2 separate regions of the Mus musculus genome follow, and region 2 is linked to region 1. Evidence: chromatin loops called from intact Hi-C (ENCODE). Cell type or tissue: heart. All regions are shown on one strand.

Evidence for each region. A loop is a pair of places that touch in the nucleus more often than their neighbours do. Peaks named below come from ENCODE experiments on the same cell type or tissue, not always from the same donor. Only the 100,000 strongest peaks of a DNase experiment are listed, where the experiment ranks them.
Region 2: it touches region 1 in a loop (2.6-fold over the local background); 3 of 42 quality-filtered maps call a loop at or near these places.

The regions. Positions count from the first base shown.
Region 1 is chr13:102,641,420-102,649,419 of GRCm38, forward strand. No RefSeq gene overlaps it. Among named protein-coding and RNA genes, the nearest start is that of Gm41046, 21 kb to the right of the region's middle. In heart, a CTCF peak has its summit at 3,636 (motif pointing left); DNase peaks (open chromatin) are centred at 3,582 and 5,132; H3K4me3 peaks cover 339 bases; H3K27ac peaks cover 1,456 bases.
Region 2 is chr13:102,348,300-102,356,299 of GRCm38, forward strand. It overlaps Gm46397 (a long non-coding RNA gene), which reads right to left and starts at 3,541. Exons shown (of 4, transcript XR_001780850.2): 1 at 3,459-3,541; 2 at 1,394-1,481. Gm36703 (a long non-coding RNA gene) reads left to right here and starts at 1,411. Exons shown (of 4, transcript XR_382833.4): 1 at 1,411-1,491; 2 at 3,692-3,798; 3 at 4,164-4,229; 4 at 7,870-8,000. In heart, no CTCF peak of the experiment used is centred here; DNase peaks (open chromatin) are centred at 3,992 and 7,492; H3K27ac peaks cover 955 bases.

The DNA.
Region 1 (8,000 bases):
TTGCATGTGCTATTGGAGCAGACTGACTTGCTTTCCTTCCAGAATAACCTTGTAGGGAAGGAAGTTCACGCCGCACCTGTGCCTTGAGGGTGGCCTGGACTCTCATCCTAAGTCCGCGTTGATCACCTAGTAAGTACCTACTTGCTTATTTATAATGCCGAACTTGGATGCTAGCACCTGAGATCCAAAACTCTTAGTTTGCTTCTGGATTCTGCCTTATCCATACTGGAGAGGGATTGAATCTCATAAAAGGAATTGGAAAAGACCTGCTACGGAGGGATTACCCAGGACTGCAGAATCTTCATGACCCTTTGCTGAAGGAGGGGGGCTAGTCTTTTTTTAAAAGAAAATGATATACATACAGAAATAATTTATCAACTGATTAAACACCAAGATAAGGTACATGATTCTTCAATATCACTAACAAATCAACTGCTAGCCAGCTCTCGACTGATCTTTTACAGGTCTTTTAATGTTCCTTAACAAGAGGCTTCTAAGGGTTCGAAAATAGATTGTTGGAGTCTGCGCCCAAATCAACAAAGGCCTCTCTTGTAGCCCCCCACCTCTCAAGGCAAGCCTGTGGGGTTCAAGGCCTGACAGCCGGATGTGGGCCTGGCATAGAAAATATGTTGTATGTATTTGTAGCATGCTGTATATACCACTGAGGAATGTCTGTGGCTTCAGAGAATCAAGCAGGTACCTGTCTATGCCTCCCATGGTCTCCTGGAGCTGAGCACCCAAGCAAGCCACCCCCAAGTCTCAACTGCATCAAATCATTAGCCAAAGAAGCCAAAGTCAGTGGCATCTTCGGAACAAGCCGCTAGCACATCAAAGATAACGCAAACACCACAAATAGGCCAGGCTGTAAAGAACACCCTTGTGTTTCTAAAGCAGAGGAGGAGCCTTGAGGCTCACTATAGATCCAAGTCCTCTAAGTGAGTTCTCCACATTCAGTATTCATGGCCCCTTTAAAAGGCAGAATTAACAAACATCAGAACAAAGAAATAAATGCCCGGGCTATCAGTGGTCAAGAACCATTGATCGAACACAGCTGGAAGCTTCAACGTAAACCCAGGTCTCCTGATTGTGTCAAAATTGAACGTGGTAGTGCACATCTGTAATACAAGCACCAAGGACTCTGAGGCAGTAGGACCAGAAGTTTGGGGCCAACCTGGGCTACATAGAACCATGAGTATAATTAATTCTTTAAATGTTCTTGGTTGCCTTCCTACTTTTGGGGCTTTTTTGAGGGTTTGAATTTTCAGGATTTTGCTGCTTGTCTTTAAGACTAGGCCCTACTCTATAGCCCAAGCTGGCCCTGAACTCACAGCAATCTTCCTGTTTCAGCCTCATGAGAGTTGGGATCATGCCTGACTTCACTAATTCTATATTAACCAACCTCCAAGTGATTCAAAATTCCTCGTGAGGGAACCAGATTATTTGCATTTTTTTCAAATCAAGTTAGGAATTTGGTTCTTTTGTGATGGTTTGCTCCAGAATCTAGGATACTTCCCCTTCTCAACTATCCTATAATTTTTAATTCTAATTACCATAGGATATATGGTATCTTAATTTTTTTAAAACACCATCAAATTATCTGAATTTTTTTAAAGATAATGTGATGAATTGTCCAAACAAGTTGCTTGGATCCCCAATGTACTGTGAGAATTGGCATATAAAAAGAACAATGTGTATATGTATCAGAAATAGCTGCTATCTTGGCCCAATGTATGACAGGGTATATTGCAAACTTTACTTTCTTTACAGTTCTCTCTCTCTCTCTCTCCCTCTCTCTCTCTCTCTCTCTCTCTCTCTCTCTCTCTCTCTCTCTCACACACACACACACACACACACACACACACCTTTCCTTCCATATACCTTTTCTACAAGCTAATAGACATATGATTCGTATAATAATAATATACAGTTCTGTTGACTACTTCAAAACAATTCATAGCAGTAGTAGCAGAAATAGCTGTTTATATTGCTGCAGGCTCAAATTTAGTTAACACACTGGTTATCTAAATAAGGAACATTCCTTAGAGGTTCATATTTTAATTAGCATCTTTTTTTCCCCAAGTAGGGACTGGATAATTTTTATATCATGAGTTGTATTTACAGCTGGAGCAATGCCTCTGTAATTGAGTCAGCCAAGAATCAACCCAGCCATAATTTTCATCAGCGACCTGTATGGTTTTCCCCAGCTAGAGGGAAAACCAGGGACCTTCCCCTGGCCACCTGCTCTGTGGATGATGGGAAAATATGACAGCTTGACTGACAAAGTGATGAGATTATATAAAAGAAGGAGAAAAGAAATACACACACCCTCAGGGTATAACTCAATGGTAAAGTATAGGCTTGGCACACTGGAGGCCCCGGGTTCAAACCCAGCTCACAGTCAGATACAGCAGTGCTGGGCTGGAGTCCCGGAGACTTTGTTTGCTGAATCTTAAGGACCCATGAACTCAAGACCAGATGGGGCAACAGAGTGAGATTCTGTCACATAATAACAACAAAATACTTCCAGCCACACACACACACACACACATACACACACTGCTCTCTATATTGTCTCTTTCCTTTTCTTTGTTAAAGTAATTCATAATGTTTTATTAGATTTTTATCTAAATTCAAATTGTGATGTGTAGACATTTCCCTCTAACATCCCTGAATTTTTCCCTAGAGAATAACTACAAGGCCCCATGCCATTTCCTGCCGTGTAGTGTGGCACTCGTAGGGGAGTTAGTTCTTGGGACCTCATGGTAGGAATGGAAATGCTCTCATATCTCCTGATCTAGAGGGCTGCTCTGAGTTCAGCAATGCGAATCCCTGGGCTTCTCTGCTTGTTCCCCTGGACGACTTTCCACTCCTGCCTTCAGGAACCAGATTGTCCGAGCCATTATAGCAACATCCCATCTTCCGTGTACAAACTTGTGAAATACCAGCTTTTCATCTCACTGTCGGCAAATGGACGCCTTATGCACATACAGAACACTCTGCCACGACTCTAGTCACTGGAAATAACGTGGCACTGACATCAGGGAGTCACATAACAGACGACATGTCTAAAGGACAGAACTATTTTCCACAGAGTATTAATTTACCAACTTCCTACATGACAATTTCCCAAAGCAGCCGAGAACATCTGTGACCCGCAGGCTTCATGTTTCCCTTAATGGGGCACTAATTGTTTTTAAATAAATGTCCCCCACTGTGCAAGCTCTCAACGTAGAATAGAAGTGGGTTGAGGGGTAGAAAGCCTAGCCTATCATTCTGATGTCTAAAATGTCACACTTTCAAAGATGCCAGGGAGATGAAATGCATTTAATAATCAATGTAAAAAATTTAACACATGTTGAAGCTCCTGTTTGAATTATAAAAGTATCAATTATAAAATGTCTACCCTCCCCCGCAAAAATACCAATTTCCACTCCCTATAACATTGCTCCTTAAAATGGTTACAGGCGGGATCCACATGCATACAGCAGACTACACAGGCGTTGCTGGTGCATGCGTTTTGCTGGCTCGCTCTTGACACAGACTATTTTCTGCACGAAAGGCTCTTTCATTGTGTTTTCCTTATTTGTATCTTTTTCGGGGTTTGGAAATGAGGTGTTTTCATAGCGCCACCTTGTGGTCATGAGCCATATGAAATTTATACACCCAGCCTAACCTCAGCTTCCTTTCCCGGACTCGGCTTGTTGGAGATTTTTGTTTCGCCTTTGTTATTGTTTTCTCTTTCCTTCTAGTTAATATTCAAGAGTTGTTCTTTGCCAGTGATGCTACTGAGAATAATGACCCAATTCAAACAAAATAGACCATTAAAAATTTTTATGAAAATGTCCTAATGTAGTACCTGCACACTTAGGGATATGCCCCTCAATCAAGGGACTGCGGAGAGGGGTGTGCTAAAACCCCATGGGCACAGGAGAAATGTTGAGGCGGGCTTTAACTGAGAGCATTCTGGCTAAACTTCCCTTACATCTGCCGTGGTTTTCAGGGCTGGCGCTGGTCTGAAATTCAGAGAGCTCAGCAGGACAGGCAACTGATTCCAAGGCACAACGATGGGAATATTAAAGCCATTGATATTCTCCACACGGCAGCAGGAGCCACAGCCAGGTGCTAAAGGAATTGGTGGTTTATGAAGAAATAATCAAATATTCTTTCCTTCCCTTCTCTTTTTTTTGTTTTGTTTTGTTTTGTTTTTTGTTTTTTTGTTTTTTGTTTTGCTTTTTTTTTCCAGCCTCACACCAGACCCAGCCTTCTTATCTCCAGGGAGAAGAGTGCCACTCTGTAAAAATAATAGAACTCTTCCCCCCATGTCTCCCAAAACCACTTCAATTCTGAAGGCTTCATTACACTCGAAGAAACTCCGGTCCAATGACAGGTGTGGACTGTCAAGCTTTGAGGTAGGTAATCATGGAATAGAGTTTTTAAGATTTAGATAACTAAATCCACTGAAGGCTCCATCCACCTTTGTAAGTCGTTGACTCTCAGAAATTTGAAACAGGCCGGGAGGTAAATTTGCATGGTAGAAACAAAAGAGGAGAGGATACCTGGGGGTGACATTAACAAGAAAGGACCCGGTCCCTGGGCTACTTAAGAGCACCAAGGCTGCTCAAGGACCTTCCCTGAGTGGAGGCCTTGGAAAAGGTGACCTAATTTAAAGGGCGAGCTGAGATTCACACATAACTTTGTGCATGCATGCGTGCACATAAGCTCAAGGATAAACATCCAGCCCCGTTGGCATAGACATCGGGTTTCGCCTCAGCTCCTAGATTTGACCTCTGTGAAAGACAATGGCTTCTGACTTTCTCAAACGTCAACAAGAAATCCGCAAAGAAGGCATAGGGGTCAAGGACTCGAAAGTCGCATTTGTAGACAGTGTCACAACAGTGTCGCCCTGACAGAGCGGCTGAGGATAAAACTCTTATGTGTTTGAACCTGGAGAGGATGAGGTAACTGGATGGGCCACAGGAAGTCCCAAGTGGGCCACGGAAATTGACAAACCCCCATGTGTCATCCCACAAGTGAAGGTTCTGGAAGTTTTCCAAGTCTGCCAGTGATCCCAGCTGACCTTTCTCAGTCTGGCAGACTCGGGGCCAGACTGTGGAGAAAATGACTGAGAAGCAAATTCCTGCTGCTTCCTGGTGAGCCCGCTTCACTTTCCAGTAAGTCCCCAGTGGTATAATTGTTCCTTTATCTGCACAGGAAGAGAATTGTCGATTCCTTCTGGAAACTAGAGAGGGCCTGCCCACTCTCCTGGATGCTGGCTCAGAGTCTGTGCATAGGCAGACCTGGAAGGAAGCCCGGTCCTGCGGGGACCACCATGTCATAGTAGCTCTCAGCATCAGGCTGGATGGGGACTTTAATTCTCTAAGATTCAAAGGCCTCGTTGATGATCACCAAGCAGAACTTGCTGTATGTTACTATGAAACTTGGACCAACAAAGGGTGACCCACTGGCCAAAGCCAGGCCCTCTCCTGTGTTTATGACCGCGTCTTTTCAGAAGCATATCCCCGCTCGTTCACATTAGTCCCCTGTACACCAACTCCCCTCCATGGCAGAGGTGAGGAGCTGCACCAGAGCTCCCATGTCTGCCCAGCCCGGATTGCTCACTGCCTGGGCCTTCACATGAGAAAAGCTCACTGACTCCAGTTCAGCAGAAAGGCCGTTCTGGTAAGGCAGTGTAGTATCTGGAAAGACCCTGAGAAGGGACTCAAAGGCCTGAACTCAGGCTCTGCCTCTATCAGAAACCAGCAGGTGAATGACTGAATACCTTTCCAGGGGCACGGGATGTAAAAAAAAAAAAAAAAAAAAAAAAAAAATGTGATCTCCATCTCCAGTGCCAAACTGGTTACCCAATACTTTTTGTTTCCAAAAGCTTTTTTTCCTATTTGTGACCCAAGGACTATGATATTTGAGGTTATTACATTGGTATTGACACCTTGTAAAAAATAAATAAATATGGGAATACAGAGATAGAGAGTTCCTTGGTTTAAAGCACTATCTGCTCTTTGAGAAAACCCAAGTTTGGTTTCTAGCATCCATCGAAGTAGAGTACCCTACAACCATCTATAACTCCAGCCTCAGGGGGGTCTGACACCCTTGCTGGCCTCCACATGTACATGTGTGTGCAGACACACACACATAGACACATAAATTTAAAAAAAAAAAAACATTTTAAAGAAAGACTAGAAACACTCATTTAGGTCCCCACACAGATGCATCCCAAAGTACTCAGAGCCCACTGATACACCCACACTTCCTGCATTGCCCCTCTACAGAAGAGACATGTGTCTTCTGGGGCCTCACCATCTGTGGAGCAATGATCAAAACATTACTATTCAGTTACTCTCTAAGCACAGCTGTAGAATCACGGAGACGTGTTTTTACAAAACCAAGCAATTGTCTGAGTCTGTCTCCCAACCGAAGAACGGGGAAAGTCTAATTCACAGAACAATTCCTACTTTATAGAGCCTTTATATACAACATGCGGGGTACACTCCTGTTTACTTGTTTTTCATGCCATCTTTATTTAGTGTGTACTTTATAAGACTTGCAAATAGTTTCCAAACATCTCCGAATTTAAGAGGAAAAATGCAACTGAGTGAAGCTGATTTAAATTAGCTTAGTCTGGGTTCTTCCCAGAAGCAGAGCCCAGATGAGAGAAGATGCCTTATTTTTGGAATTGATTTGAGGAAACAAGTAGAGAAACAGACAAATTAAAATAGGGCCAATCATAGGGTCTTCAACTAGGTTGGTTACTGGATATGGACAACCAAGGATCCTTCCTCCTGGGCTACTGTGAGCTTCTTTGTGGAATGGCTTCTGGTATACCTTCCTGAAGGATGTAGGTCAGACATAATGATACACTTACTCCCATTATTGCCCTATGTGGCTCTAATCTGCTCACATTTCCAGTGTGAACACGAGGCAGAAGTCAGATCTGCCACAGCCTGAAACTCCATATCAGCAACCAAAGATTGTATGATACACCGGCCGGAGGGAGCCCATGCATCACAACTGCATAGAGCATTCATAGCCAAGACCACAGTCAAACAGCAGGCTGGGAGAACATAAAGAAGGACACAAAAACACCCCACCCAGCATGTGAAGTCTAAACCCTACTATGTCATATTCCCCAATCACCAGCACTTAGGGTAGTATGGCTGCAGTAGTCCTTTACTATCAGGGATGCCTCTGACATTATAATAAATTCCCTTTGTTTGCTGGCTTATGCAGAAGACATCAGATTAACACTTTTGATGAAAAGGAGAACTCGAATTCTCTCCCATTGAATAGAGAGCAATGAATGGAGGAGAGTGTAAGAGATGTCTCCAGGGGCTTGGAGAGATGACTCAGTGGTTAAGAGCACTGACTGTTCTTCCAAAGGCCCTGAGTTCAAATCCCAGCAACCATGGTGGTTCACAACCATCTGTAATGGGGTCTGTAATGGGATCCGATGCCCTCCTCTGGTGTGTTTCAAGAGAACAACACTGTACTCACATACACAAAATCTTTAAGAGAGAGAGAGATCTTCAAAAATTGAGCAGTATCATAGAATTGTTTCAATAGACCAATGTGCTCCTAATTCAAGGAAGTACCAAGAAGGAAAAGTCACCCTTGAGCAATGATCAAAGCGCATGTAAAAAATAAAATAAAATAAATTTAGAGAGGCTTAAATAAATATGTGTGGGGAAATGAGCATCCATGCAGTTGATGAGGGAGACAGGTCCTCCTCCATCATGGCTCCCTGGACCTCATCCCAGCATATTGTGTTCCATCCACTGGTATCAGAGCTCCAGGAAGAGGTGACAAGAAGTAAGAGTTACTTGTTTTGCTTTTAAGAAAGCTGGCATCATAGAATTTAGATCTTCTCTGAAATTTTAGAAGCAAATCCAAGTTCATTCCTCTTTTTTTGTTGTTTGTTTCTTGTTTGGTTGTGGTGGAGTGTGTGTGTGTGTGTGTGTGTGTGTGTGTGTGTGTGTGTCTGTGTG
Region 2 (8,000 bases), 290 kb before region 1:
CCCCACCCCCACAGACTGGGTCTGTAGCTTCCCACAGCCAGACACCCACCAGGGCTACATGAAAAGTATGTGGCAGTCCTCTCACATCTGCCCACCCAGCAGGCACTGGAACTCTGGCAGGACTGGTTCCCCCCACTCCCTTTATTCCCAATGCCCTACACAGATCCGTTATAGTTTGGCATGTTGGGAAAGTGTCCGAGTGCCTTAATTTCTGATATAGTGAGAACAGCCAACTGCTGCTTGGAAAATGTTTAGCTCTAAAGCTGTGTGGTAACCATCATAAGGAGACACAACTTGGAAGAGTCCACCACCATTTTCTTCAAAATCCTCAAATCAAATGCCTTGAGAGGGAAGTATCTCTACATTTCAATGTAAAACTGAACACGAACCATCTCATTTACATGAGGCCACAGCCATAGGGTTTTCAACAATAAAGAGAAGCATGTTAAGTTTTTTTATGAAAAGAAAAGAAAACAAGAACAAGATTTGACTGTCTACACAATGATGACTTGGGGGAATATTGTCACTGAAAAAGAGTGGGCAGGGTGAGCTTGCCTTTTGGTTTGTTTGTTGGTTGGTTGGTTGGGTTCTATTACAGTATCAGTAATATCTTTTAACTTTGTGCAAATCAGCTCAGTCTTAAGTGTCACTTCTCTACAGAGGAGAATCCATACACAGTATGGATTTTATTTCCATGTGGCCAACAGCACAGCTCAGGTTCCAGAACAAAAGCCAAGACTTGATTTTAAAAAAACAATGAGACAACTGAGTCCAAAGTTTGCTGCCTGACTATCCAAAAACTCCATCTCAGTGTTTCTAATGCTTGTTCTGTAGTTCTCCATTCAGGAGACCTTGCAACAGCATGCCATACTTCTTCAGCCTTCCTGAAAGACGCTCACCTGGAACACAAAGGCACAGTGCTTCCTTCCTCACCCCTCACACCCCAACAGATACCCCAAATGATTCATTCTTCTCTGCTTGATCTTTCATAGTTGGGCTTTCTCAAAGCTCATCTCGGAAACCGATTTTACCCAGGACACTCTGTCCAGACCATTCTGTTGCCTCTCCGTGTTAACTACTGAAGTTCTGATGATGACACTTCAGCACAAGCTTCCAGAGCAGATCTGTCTCTGAATGCTGGCTCTCTGTGTCTAAACAACTAACATTTGCAGTCTGCTTTCCGGGTACTCTATTGAGGGCCATCTATGGGTGGCTTTTATTTCATATTTTATATCCTGGTGTACAAGTAATCGTATCAATTCTTATACAACATTTGTGACTAAAGCAAATAAGCATTTCAGCCTGCCTCTGCTTCTCCTTCCCTCCCTCCCTCCCTCCCTCCCTCCCTCCCTCCCTCCCTCTCTCCACCATATCACCAAGTACCTATTCTTACCAGCCTGCTGTCTGCACTTCATTTTCATAACAGCTCAGTGGAATGTGCTCATGCCTTTGTTTGTCCCTCTTCAGAGAAAGGGAAATTGCTACACAAAGGTATGGAAAACTCTGTTTAGAAAACTCTGTCCTAGGTAGTAAGGATATGCATTCCAAGATGCTTGGTTGGTTTTACCTCAGCACCTCCCCTATACCTTTCTTTTGCTACATTTCTGCATATCCCTTGGAGGTACCCCAAGTTTAATGATCCAAATCTAAGCTCACAAAGCAAGGTCTTTTCCTTGGTTTTGTGTTTTGGTTTGTTGTTGTTCTTAAGTGGTTTGGGTTTTTTGTTTTGTTTGGTTTTGTTTTTCTGGGTTTTTTGGGTTTTTTTTTTTTAGTGTTTGTTTTCATTTTCTTTTGTTGCGGTTTTGTTTGGTTTTGTTGTCTGTTTGGTTATTTGGTTGACTGGTTGGTTTTGTTGTTTTGCTTCAGAATTACCTGAGTTTTGTGGAGGTGTTATATATTTTTAATTTTTTTTTATTTGTTGGAGTGTTCTTCCTGCATGGATGTATGTGTCCCATATGCATGCCCATTTCTCATGCCATTATGGATAATGTTAAATCACCCATGGATCCTGAGAATCAAGCCCAGGTCCTCTGCTAGAGCAACCAGTGTTCTTAACTGCTAAGCCATCTGACTAGCCATGATTATTGAGATTTTTTAATTATCTGAATGTCTCATATGTTTATACAATGCATACTGGTTATGTCCTTTGCCATTAACTCCTCCTAGAGCCCCGCCTCTTCTTAACTCCATGCCCTCTTTGTATTTTTTTATTTTTTATTAAAAACCCTGAGTCTAATTAGAGCTGCTCAAATGTACAACTAACTATCCACTTGTTCCTTGATAAAACATGGGATCGCTGTTCACACCCCTTCATCTTATGTGATTTGTAACTAGCCAAAATCTTGTCTGTGTGCTCTTATATCCCCACCACCACAGTCACAGGATTTCTGCTTTGACAGTTGTTACCCACAAAGTCGGCTTGTGGCGTTTTGTTTCTTCTTGATTGACAGTTTGATGGAATTTAGGATCACCACAGAAGCCAACATCTAGGTCTGTCTGTGGGGAAATTTCTAGAGGGACTGACTGAGGTGGGAAGACGTCCCCTAAGTATAAGCATCACTATTCCATGAGCTCGTGTCCCAGACTGAATAAAAACAGTGACCCAGGTGCCAGCACTCATCTCTAATTGCTCTCTGACCAAGGATGCAAAATGACATGACATTTCATGTTCCTACTACCATGTGTTTCCAGCCATCATGTCCTGTTCCTTCTAACCATGAGCCAAAAGTCACCCATGTGCTGGCTAGTGTTATGTCAGCTTGACACAAGTTAAAATCATCTGAGAAGAACGAACCTTAATTAAGAAAATGCCTCCATAAGATCAGGCTGTAGGTAAGCCTGTAGGACGTTTTATTAGGATTATTATTATTTATATTTATTAGGATTATTCTTATTATTTATTAAGATTGACAAGAGAGGGTCCAGCCCATTGTGGGTGGGGCCATCCCTAGTCCGGTGGTCCTGGATTCCATAAGAAAGCAGACAGAACCAGCCATGACGAGCAAGCCAGTAAGCAGCACCCTTCCATGGCCTCTCTATCAGATCCTGCCTCTGGGTTCCTGCCCTGTCTGAGCACCTATCCTGACTTCCTTCAAGGCTGAACAGTGATGTGGACTTGTAAGCCTCTCCCACCCACCCACTTCCCACCCATCCCCCGTTGCTTTGGTCATAGCACCTGAAACCTTGACTAACACAGCGGTTCTTTTCTTTTGGTCCTTTCTTCAGGAAAGTTATCACAGCAGTGAGAAGAGTTGTCTACTGAACAACTTGAGCACACACCTACCAAATGCACCTTCCTGGAGTGTTCATGACAGATCACAGCACTATGCTTTTTTAAAGTTTCTGTTTTACATTCCTAAGAATAACTGAAATACTGTGCATGCGGCTTATACGGCTCTCTGTCTGATCCCTGCACTACCACTCTGTACTACGGTCACAGCCGCGTCTCAGTGACTCACCACTTCTTTCTGTCACTGAGGCTTCTACACTGTCCCCACTTTTTAAAACTCTTTTATTTTCCGTTTTATTCTACACAACTCTCTTCCTGATTTATGAGCTCGCGATAGTCCGTGCTGACGTCATATTTTTAGTCCCACCTCTTCCTGTGCTCTTCGTGGTTCTCACTATTTTGCATGTTTTACATTTACCATGAACAACTTTCATTATAATGTATTTTTTTCTCTCCTACTAGACAAAAATCCCCAGGAAGAAATAAGCAGCATCCCTCTCGATGACCCCTGTGCCTAGAATATAGCAGACTCGTAAACACTTATGAAAGGAAACTCAGTGTGACTTTTAGTAAGTAACCTACTTAGTTGACTCTCAAGTTATCATTCTTGGAAAATAGGGATGTTAGTTAGCATTAGCTTAGGGTCACATTACATTTTTTCAAGCTAGTAAGGATTCATGACTGGCTGGCTTTTGTGGGAGTCTTCAGAGACACTTTAAATAGTTCAAGGAGCTAAGGCTATTTTCCAGTGGCGCTTCCCCAGGGGACAGCAATGTGACACTTAATCCCCTGGCCTTCTCCTAATCCTGTCCGGCCCAAGAGTCCACAGAGGGAGTCTACACATTACAAAGCAAGATTACTGGAAAAAATTTTTTTCAAACTGTTTCTCTGTATATTTCCAAAGAGTACTACTTTAATTGATTTGCGTTTGCAGGATTGAATTCTAATTTCAAGACAACTCCTCAAACAATTCGCCACAGAACAGACCATTAGAGTTATGGTAGGTATAATTAAAATGCCATTGCATTCTAATAATGTCTCTCCCTCCCTTGCTCCCACCCACAATTGGTTTTCTGTACCAAACAAAGAAACAGCTGTATAACCAGCAGGCTTCCATCTGTGAGCGTCCGTCCGTCTGTGGTTTCCTTTGCACGTGTGCCAAACAGATCTGGAAAACTCAAACACACCCTATGCTCGATTTTACTCTCTTCCAGAACTCTGTGTCTACCCAAACAGTATCTGAGAGATCCTTAAGATGGCCTCTCAAATTACTCTTCCAAGTTAGTACACGCAAGAAGTCCAAGTGATGGTGCTGCTGAGTGTTCTGGTTGATACTGTTGTCAAGCTGAGTCAGACAGATACAGAGGCCCTCAGCCAAACCATGTACAGAGTTTAGGGACTCTTATGGAAGAATAGGAGGAAGGATTGCAGGCCCAAGAGAGGATAGGAACTCCACTGGAAGACCACCAGAGTCAACTAACCTGGACCCTTGGGGCTCTCAGAGTCTAAACTACCAACCAAAAAACATATATGGGCTGGACCTAGGCCTCTCCTCATATAAGTAGCAGATGTGCAGCTTGGTCTTCATGTGGTTCCTAAACAACTGGAGCAGGGCTATCCCAAAAGCTGTTGCCTGTATGTGGGATGTTTTTCTAGCTGGGCTGTCTTGTCTGGCCTCAGTGGGAGAGGAAGTATCTAGCCTTGCAGAGACTTGAAGTGCCAGTGTTGGGGGAATACCCAGGGGAGCACTCAACTGCTCAGAGGAGAAGGGGAGGGGAGATAGGGGTAGGATTGTGGAAGAAAATGACCAGGAAGAAGGGAGCAGTGACCAGGATGTAAAGTGAATAAGTAAAAAATTTATATATATATATATATATATATACACATATATGCATATACACACACATATATACATATATATATATACCTATATACATATATATGTGCACATACACACACATAAAAAGTAAAATGAATGAAATGTTTTAAATAAATAAATAAATAAAAACCACTAAGATATATATATATATACCTTATATATATATATATAATTTTTTTAAAGAATTCAACAGCTGAGTAGGGGATGCAGGCCGGTAGATGGTTGTCACCATATTGTCTGGGAGTGTGTTGTGACAATACTTCTGGCAATAGAAGAGACAACACTCAGAGAAAAGGTGACATTGATGAGGAAAAGCATCTTAGAACAGGAGTTACCCAACTTCCTTCCTGAAACCCCTTTCATCCTCCACCATCACATATTCATAAAGCAGGTTCATTTCTGATCACATTAACGGATGTAAAAGCGTGCGGAATGGAAACACCCCAAAGTCATAGTGTTATGTGCACGATCACTCTGCCGCTGCCTCTTGCTGGTTTCTAGATGTTTGTTTTTTACAGCTGTTTGCTGAGACCATGGCTGCCCTAGGTAGGCTCTAAGCATTCTACCATGCCCTTAAGTGTAATTCAACTGCCAGTCTTCCTCGAATTTTTCTTTTTTTTTAATTAGGTATTTTCCTCATTTACATTTCCAGTGTTATCCCAAAAGTCCCCCATACCCCCCACCCCACCCCCTACCCACCCACTCCCACTTTTTGTCCCTGGTGTTCCCCTGTACTGGGGCATATAAAGTTTGCAAGTCCAATTGGCCTCTCTTTCCAGTGATGGCCAACTAGGCCATCTTTTGATACATATGCAGCTAGAGTCAAGAGCTCCGGGGTACTGGTTAGTTCATAATGTTGTTCCACCTATAGGGTTGCAGATCCCTTTAGCTCCTTGGGTATTTTCTCTAGCTCCTCTATTGGTGGTCCTGTGATCCATCCAATAGCTGACTGTGAGCATCCACTTCTGTGTTTGTTAGGCCCTGGCATAGTCTCACTAGAGACAGTTATATCAGGGTCCTATCAGCAAAATCTTGCTAGTGAATGCAATGGTGTCAGCGTTTGGAGGCTGATTATGGGATGGATCCCTGGATATGGCAGTCTCTAGATGGTCCATCCTTTTGTTTCAGCTCCAAACTTTGTCTCTGTATCTCCTTCCATGGGTGTTTTGTTCCCAATTCTAAGAAGGGGCAAAGTGTCCACACTTTGGTCTTCGTTCTTATTGAGTTTCATGTGTTTTGCAAATTGTAAATTATATCTTGGGTATTCTAAGTTTCTGGGCTAATATCCACTTATCAGTGAGTACATATCATTTGAGTTCTTTTGTGATTGGGTTACCTCACTCAGGATAATGCCCTCCAGGTCCAACCATTTGCCTAGGAATTTCATAAATTCAGCATCTTTCAAAACTCAGTACAAGGACCACTTCTTCATGAAGCCTTCCCTGATGTCACCAGGGAGGATCAGGTGTTTAAACACTCCATAGCTTTTCCTCTTATTGTTAAATGTCCATAAACAATGAATCTCTAATCATCGGGCATAACATTTATCCGCAAGCCTAAATGCTTGACTATTACTTCACTCTTTTACTAATTTAGGCTAACAATGCTTCTAAAACATGAATAGATGAACGGGTGACATTTGTTTCTTTGTGTTTATTAACTTCTTGATGGTTCAGTGGAATACAACAACAGCATAAATTTTATGTAACATGGTATGATTTCCTTTGGCCTGAGTGTTCTTTATAGCCTACCAATGGTAGAATTACCAATGGCGTTATGGGGTAGAAATCAAGCACAATGAAAAATTCAAGTTCTCAATTTGGTCCATCATTTCTGTCTTCTGTCATATATATATATAATTTTAACTATAGGAAGCTAGCTAAAATTATATGAATGTGAAAACTCCCCCTGCTCTGCCTAATATTAATTCTCCCAAATGAGGCCTGTAGGTTTGGTGTAAGTTTGGTATGCCAACTACTAAGGGTATTGAGCAGTGCCCGGGGCAGTGTTTTATACAATGCCCAACACGTAGTGTCAAGTGGTACTTCTCTACCATTTTTAAGACATTACAAAGCTGACATTGCAGTTTGATTTTTTTCCACTGCTCTCCCTGTGTCTTTATTCTTGCAAAGCTGTTAACCATAAAGAAATCATCAGAAGGCAGGAAATGAGAGAGAAATTGTGAAAGAAAAGTGGCCTAAAACCAGAAAATTCATCTTTGAAGAGCACTAATAGATTTGATTTCTATCAGATCCACGTGAATCCCTTTCCAGAAGAGTTTTTATTACTCACAATGTGTCACTTCTTTGAAAACTAATGGTCTGACATATCTCCAAGCCAAAAAGACTTATCACCCTAATAAGGAATGTCTGGGCAGCCTGCCACAAAAGCAGCTTGGAAGATGGGTCTTCTAGCAGTTTTCTAACATTAGCACACATTGTTCATACACATACATATACTGATATTGTATCTTTACATCTCCATGAGGGAAAAATGCTTAAAGACCTTGGCTAAGTGCTTAGTTTCATAAGTATAGTTTTCTAGCTGAAATTAATAGGCAAAAGACTATCACAAAGTGGTCATGATTGCACATGCCTTTCTATTAGTGATTCAATTGTTCCTTTATTTCTGCCTAGCCATAAAAGTTGTCTGTATCAATGAAAAGTCAATTTTGTATCTCAGGAAAAGCAAAATAAGTTCATTCTTATGTTCATCAAACTTATAGGGAGGTTGTCTAGTGTGTTATTTTTTTCTATTGCAGTGATAAGATACCATGATCAGAAACAATTTACAGAAAGAAGAGTCTTGGGTTCCAGAGAGAGTCCATGATGTCTGAGAGAGGCTTGGCAACATGGGCCCAGAAAAGGAAGCTGAGAGATTACATCTTCAACT